Linked DNA regions of Homo sapiens: region 2 is linked to region 1. Evidence: read pairs that join two places in POLR2A ChIA-PET (ENCODE). Cell type or tissue: IMR-90. All regions are shown on one strand. Links, peaks and the distances in the headings refer to the core of each region. The heading gives the core; the rest is flanking DNA.

Evidence for each region. ChIA-PET counts read pairs that join two places held together with the same protein. Peaks named below come from ENCODE experiments on the same cell type or tissue, not always from the same donor. Only the 100,000 strongest peaks of a DNase experiment are listed, where the experiment ranks them.
Region 2: POLR2A ChIA-PET joins it to region 1 with 8 read pairs; 12 of 35 experiments call an interaction of 5 or more read pairs at or near these places.

The regions. Positions count from the first base shown.
Region 1 is chr15:78,421,442-78,424,353 of GRCh38, forward strand. No RefSeq gene overlaps it. Among named protein-coding and RNA genes, the nearest start is that of IREB2, 15 kb to the right of the region's middle. In IMR-90, for the core only: a CTCF peak has its summit at 1,603 (motif pointing left); no DNase peak of the experiment used is centred there; H3K27me3 peaks cover 380 bases.
Region 2 is chr15:78,506,026-78,508,937 of GRCh38, forward strand. HYKK (hydroxylysine kinase) reads left to right here and starts at 1,552. Exons shown (of 5, transcript NM_001013619.4): 1 at 1,552-1,646. In IMR-90, for the core only: no CTCF peak of the experiment used is centred there; a DNase peak (open chromatin) is centred at 1,376; H3K4me3 peaks cover 1,389 bases.

The DNA of each region.
Region 1 (2,912 bases), core at 300-2,799:
AGGCTTAAGGGTGGAGTTTAGCTGGGCGCTCAGCCATTCTGTATCAATAAGTGCTACGGAGAGGAATGAAAAGAATGAGTATAAGGGGTGCTGGGGTTTGCCATATATGTTGGGTGTTCAGGAAGACCTCACCGAGCTGGGCAAATTGGAGCAGAGACCCAGTGAAAGTGAAGGAGCAATCTATGTGGCTATCTAGGAGAAGGCACCTGAAAATGCAGAGGCCTAAAGAAGAGATTGTGCTTGGTGTTAAAGGAACAGCAAAGAGCAAGGAATGAGACTAATGCAGAGTGAGCAAAGGATGTAGGAGATGAGGCCAAAGAGGAGGAGTCAGATCAGGACCCTGGAGGCCATCGTGAGGACTTTGAATTTTACACTGACTAAGATGGGAGCCAGTGTGGAGTTCTGAGCAAAGAATGACATGAGCTGGCTTCCACTTTAACAGCATCCTCTGGCTGTTGTGCTGAGACTAGTTAGGAGGCTGCTGTCATCATCCAGAGCAGAGATGATAGTGGCCTGAACCAGGATGGATTGTGTGTGTGTGTGTGTGTGTGTGTGTGTGTGTGTATATATGTGTGTGTGTGTGTGTGTGTGTGTGCTTTTTAGAGATAGGGTCTTGCTCTGTCACCCAGGCTGAAGTGCAGTGGTACAGTCATAACACATTACAGCCTTCAACTCCCGGGCTCAAGTGATCCTCCCACCTCAGCCTCCCAAATAGCAAGGAAAGGACTACAGGTATGTACAACCACACCTGGCTAATTTCTTTATTTTTTGTAGAGACGGGATCTCACTCTGTTGACCAGGCTGATCTCCAACTCCCGGCCTCAAGCGATCCTCCTGCCTCAGCCTCCTAAGTGCTGGAATTACAAGTGTGAGCTACCATGCCCAGTCCAGGATAATATTTCTTTATCAGTGGGGGAGGAGTGGAAGTTTGTAGGAGACAGGCCCAGGGCACCTGAAAAAGTCAGATTTTAGTCTTACAGGCTTTAGATGAATGGCCTCCAAAGCAGATGCTCACCCTCAAGCCTGACCCTTCTGGTCCAGTCTCAGCTCTGAAGGCCACTCTAAAAGAAGAGTGATTGCAATGTTTTGAGTAGGGACAGCTTCATTTGGAATAGACATCTAGTCTAGTAGAATAACTGCTTTGAGGCTGGGTATGGTGGCTTGCCCCTGAAATCCCAGCACTCTGTGAGGCTGAGGTGGGAGGTTTGCTTGAGCCCAGGATTTGAGACAAGCCTGGGCAACAAAATTAGCCAGGCATGGTGGCGTACACCTGGCGTGTAGTCCTTGCTACTTGGGAGGCTGACGTGGGAGGATCGCTTGAGCATGGGAAGTCGAGACTGCACTAAGCTATCGCACCACTGCACTCCAGCCTGGGCGACAGAGCAAGACCCTTTGGCTTTGATTGAAAGGGCCATTTGGGTGTTTTAAATGTTAAAAAAAAAATCCGTTTTTATTGCCATGCTACAGGATACAGTGTGAACTTCAATCCCTTATTGTTCCCTCAGTGTTTTATTAACTACGGATGTCAAGGTCAGACGCTGCTTATTGTCTCTCTTTACATCACTGGAAGGGACAATGCCTACTGCTGCCCCCTGGAGGCCACTAGGCCTAACAGCAGCTCAAGCTGTAACTTCTGAACTTCACCTATTTTCTGGGCACAAACCATTTGGTTCAGCCTGCAGAAGAGCGTGGAAGACATATGGGACTGGGGCCCACAATCTGGTTTCCCATTCTTGCTCTGCCATTATTTCACTGGATAACTCACTGTGGGAATTTAAGCAAGTCCCATGCTCATATATAAAGCTATTAAACTAGATGGTTTCTTATCTTCCCTTCTTGTGCTGACATTTAATTTTATTATTTTATTCACATTTATTACAGGTGTGAACCACCACGCTTGGCCATGTGACATTTTAAAGTGTTTATGAAATCTGTAAATTAAGTGGGACATGGCTTCCACATCATCCCAAATTCCCTTTATATTCCTGTACCCTTTTTTCTCTCTCTCCCCAAACATCCCTCCCAGCACCTAGACACTGTCCTCTGGCCATCTGGGAAACCACAGTGCAAGGCCCCTCCTGGGCCCATCTTCCCCTTAGCAGGGGCCCTAAACGTTAGACATTTTTTCTTCTTTTGCTCTTATCAAAAACGACTTTTCCTAGTTCCACCAACTAATGAGTGAGTGCTAATGAGGGATTATATTTTTCCACGTCTCAGTTTTCTTCTCTGTACAACAGGGCTAATAATATTTATCTTCAAGGTTATTATGAGGATTACAAATAGTTTATGCAAACAGCCTAAACTGTTGAATACACTGTCTGAGGTATTCAATAAATGGCAGACTGCTTTTATTTTATTCTATTATTTATTTATTTAAGACAGGGTCTCATTCTGTCACCCAGGCTGGAATGCAGTGGTATGATCATGGCTCACTGCAGCCCAGACCTCCCTGGGCACAGGTGATTCCCCCATCTCAGCCTCCCAACTAGCTAGGACCATAGGTGTGCACCACCACACCAGGCTAATATTTCTATTTTTTGTAGAGTTTCAGCATGGGGTTTCCCCATGTTGACCAGGCTGGTCTCGAATTCCTGTGCTCAAGCGATCTGCCCTCCTTGGCTTCCCAGAGTGTTGGAATTACAGGAATGAGCCACTGCGCCTGCCTTGGACACTGTTTTTAAATGGACACAGCTCAAAAAAAAATCATTTTCTCTTAATGTTTCTTAGAAACCTTTTTTAATTCCCTCCAAGTGGGGTTAAATGTTCTTCATCTGTGCTTAAAAGTCTATGGGAATGATTCACTGAGTGCTAGATACATGTCCATACCCGAATAGACCACTATGGTAGGCAGAATAATTCCCCCACCTCTCCAAAGATGTCCATGCCCTAGTCCCTGGAACCTGTGAATAGGT
Region 2 (2,912 bases), core at 190-2,689, 84 kb after region 1:
AAAAATCCAAGTCAAAATCACTCTTTGACAATCTAAAGGAATGAGATATTAATTATGTTCCCCTGGGGTTGTGAAAAACAGCCCTGCCTTTTGGAGATTAGAAGTGAAGCAGGTAAGAACCATATCTAAAGCAGGAGAAGAAGCTTCCCTCAGTAGGTGGTTGATAGGGGTCTGGGAATCATCCAAGTTAATCAGGGTGACTATAGATAATCCGAGTGTGTTATATCCTGACAGAAAACAAAGGGTGGATGTGCATTGGCAAAAACAAAATAAGAAACCAATTTGCAGGCATGAGTGGACCAGTACCCAGGACTCTCTTCCAGTAGCCTACAGTAGATAGAGGGCTCTGACTTATCGGAGAAGTCCTGCTTGGCTGGAGAAGGGCATCAAGCTGTTTATCAGCGCCTCATGCCCTTAACAGTTAAGACCATCCAACTAACCTGGCTGTTACTCCATGAATCTCGTGCAGCTTTCTGAAAATCATGGGGTCTCTGCGGACTTTCCTGCAGAAAGAGAGCCCACTGATTCCACTACCTAGATAAAGGCGTGGTGGTGGGCCCCTGTAATCCCAACTACTCGGTGTAAGAATTAAAGAAAGAGGAAAGAAACACGAAAAGTGGCTTGGTGGTCATAAGAGGTTTATTTTAGAGAAAACCTGAGAGGGGCGTCTGGCCAAGTTAGGTCAGAGGCACACTCTCTTACAGACTAAGTAAGTTTTTAAGGATTCGGAGTGGGAGAGTTTATCAGAGGCTTGGACTGCTTCTGTGTCTCTTTGTTGTGCTTATCTCGGAGGGAGAGTTGTGTGTCTGTTCCCATACATCTTTCTGCAGCTGCAGACATACCCCCTGAGTCTAATTTTTGTATTTTTAGTAGAGAGGGGTTTCACCATGTTGGCCAGGCTGGTCTCGAACTCCTGACCTCAGGTGATCCTCCCGCCTCGGTCTCCCAAATTTCTGGGATTACAGGCGTGAGCCATCTGCGCCCTGCCTAAACTGTTCGGGTTCTAACATTCCAGCATCCTCCTGCGGAACGCAGCCAGGCCTTACTCAGGCCTTCCAATCAGGACCCTTACAGTTCCTGGGGCTGGGATTGCGAGTCTCTCTGGGGCCACGCTTTCTAAGCGTATCACTTCCAGGATACGTGCCTCCAACAGAAGGAATGAAGGCTAGGAAACAAAAACGTGGATGCGGGTGAGGAGCTGTCAGTGTTACCGCCACGACAACGTGGACCCTGCGAAACTCGGAGGTGCCACTCAAGAGCCGAAAGCCTGCCCACTCGGGGTGGGGCGGCAACCCGGAGAGCCAATCAGGAATAAGGAGTCCGGTTCATGAAAAGGTAGCCGGATTCTGACTGGGATACTCACTGTGAGAAGGCTGGGCGGAGTTGCAGAAAGTCAACAGAAGCCGAATCTCTGAATTTCTGTTCGCAGCCTCCTAGGCGGGGCCGGGAAAAAAATCCAGTAGTCTGCGCTGACTGGGCGGCGAGGGACCGGGAGGAGCCAATCAGAAGTCAGGACTCGCGGGGCTTGGAGGAGGGGCGCGGGCGCTGCGGCCCCTGCTCTACCTCCTAGCGCCGGTGCGCGGCCGAGGCCGCACTACCTGTCTGCGGGAAAGCGGGATCCACCCCAGGACGTCGGGTCGCTGCCGGTGAGCCAAGGAGGGGGAAGCAGAGACGAGCCCTGCGTCCCCGCTGCGGGAGTCGGGGTCGCCCCCGAGGGCAGGGAGGCTCGCTGCAAGTGTGGAGCCGGGAGTCCTATGCCTCAGGCTCCTCCAGCCCGCGCTATCCTCAGCTCGCTGCGTGCGTGATGGGCAAGTCACCCTTCTTCCCGGACCTCACCTGTAACCTAGGAGGGCTGAGCTGGGCCCCCAGAATGAAAGCGTGGCACCCGAGAAGCTGTCGAGGCCAGCCCTCCCGGGTCTGTGTGGGGTCGCTGGCCGAGGGCTGTGCCGGCGCCTGGCCGGTGTCTACTGGGAGCAGTCTCTGAGCTCCGCTGAACCTCACTTACTCATGCGCCCTCCTCCTCTCTTTTCCTGCCTCTTGGTTCAGCAGCCCCTCTGCAGCCCGCTCACCCACCACTTTTTCCCCTTCACCCACCAGGAAGACCCTTAAAAGCACCTAGTAATGCACTGTTGTCTTTGAAAAACTGCAGATGCTAGATTCCCCACCTTTCTGTTTCATGATCCCCTTGGGGTTGAACTGCCCCGTGAGTCTGTGGAATGAAGGTCACCCTTGGTTCACCATTTAATATTAAATAAGGGACTAGCCTAGGGGCTGAGAATACAGAGATTGACTGGGTATAATCCCTTGGAAGGACGCAGCAAAAGGGAATGTAGGAGAAGAAAGGTAGAGTTGGAAGACATGCTAAGGTAGAATTTACTAGACTTTGTTACACGTTGGGAGTGAGGGACAGGAAAGAATCAAGAATGACTCCTGTTTCTTGTCTGGTATACTTTGCACAAAGTACAGAGCTTAAGTTCCAGCCCCCTCCCGGCTGCAGGACAAAGGTGGTGAGATTCTGACGCAGATCTTGGAGTTGGAAATCACACTTGCTTCCTGCGGGCTTTTTCAGGAGCTAAATACTGTTGGCCGGATATATAGACCAACAGCCTATAGTACCTGAATTCCTCCTCTCCCTTTCAATGAAGTAGGAAAAAAAGTTAATAATTTTTAAAAATGTGTGAGTGGGCAACATAGCGAGACACTGTCTCTAAAAAAATAAAAATAATAAAATCAAAAAGACAGCCATGATGGCTTGCACCTGTAATCCCAGCACTTTGGGAGACCAAGGTAGGAGGATTGCTTGAGCCCAGAAGTTCGAGACCAGCCTGGGCAACATAGTGGGACCCTCTCTCTCCAAAAAAAAAAAAAAAAAAAAGGCCAGGCATGGTGGCACCTGCCTGCAGTCCCAGCTA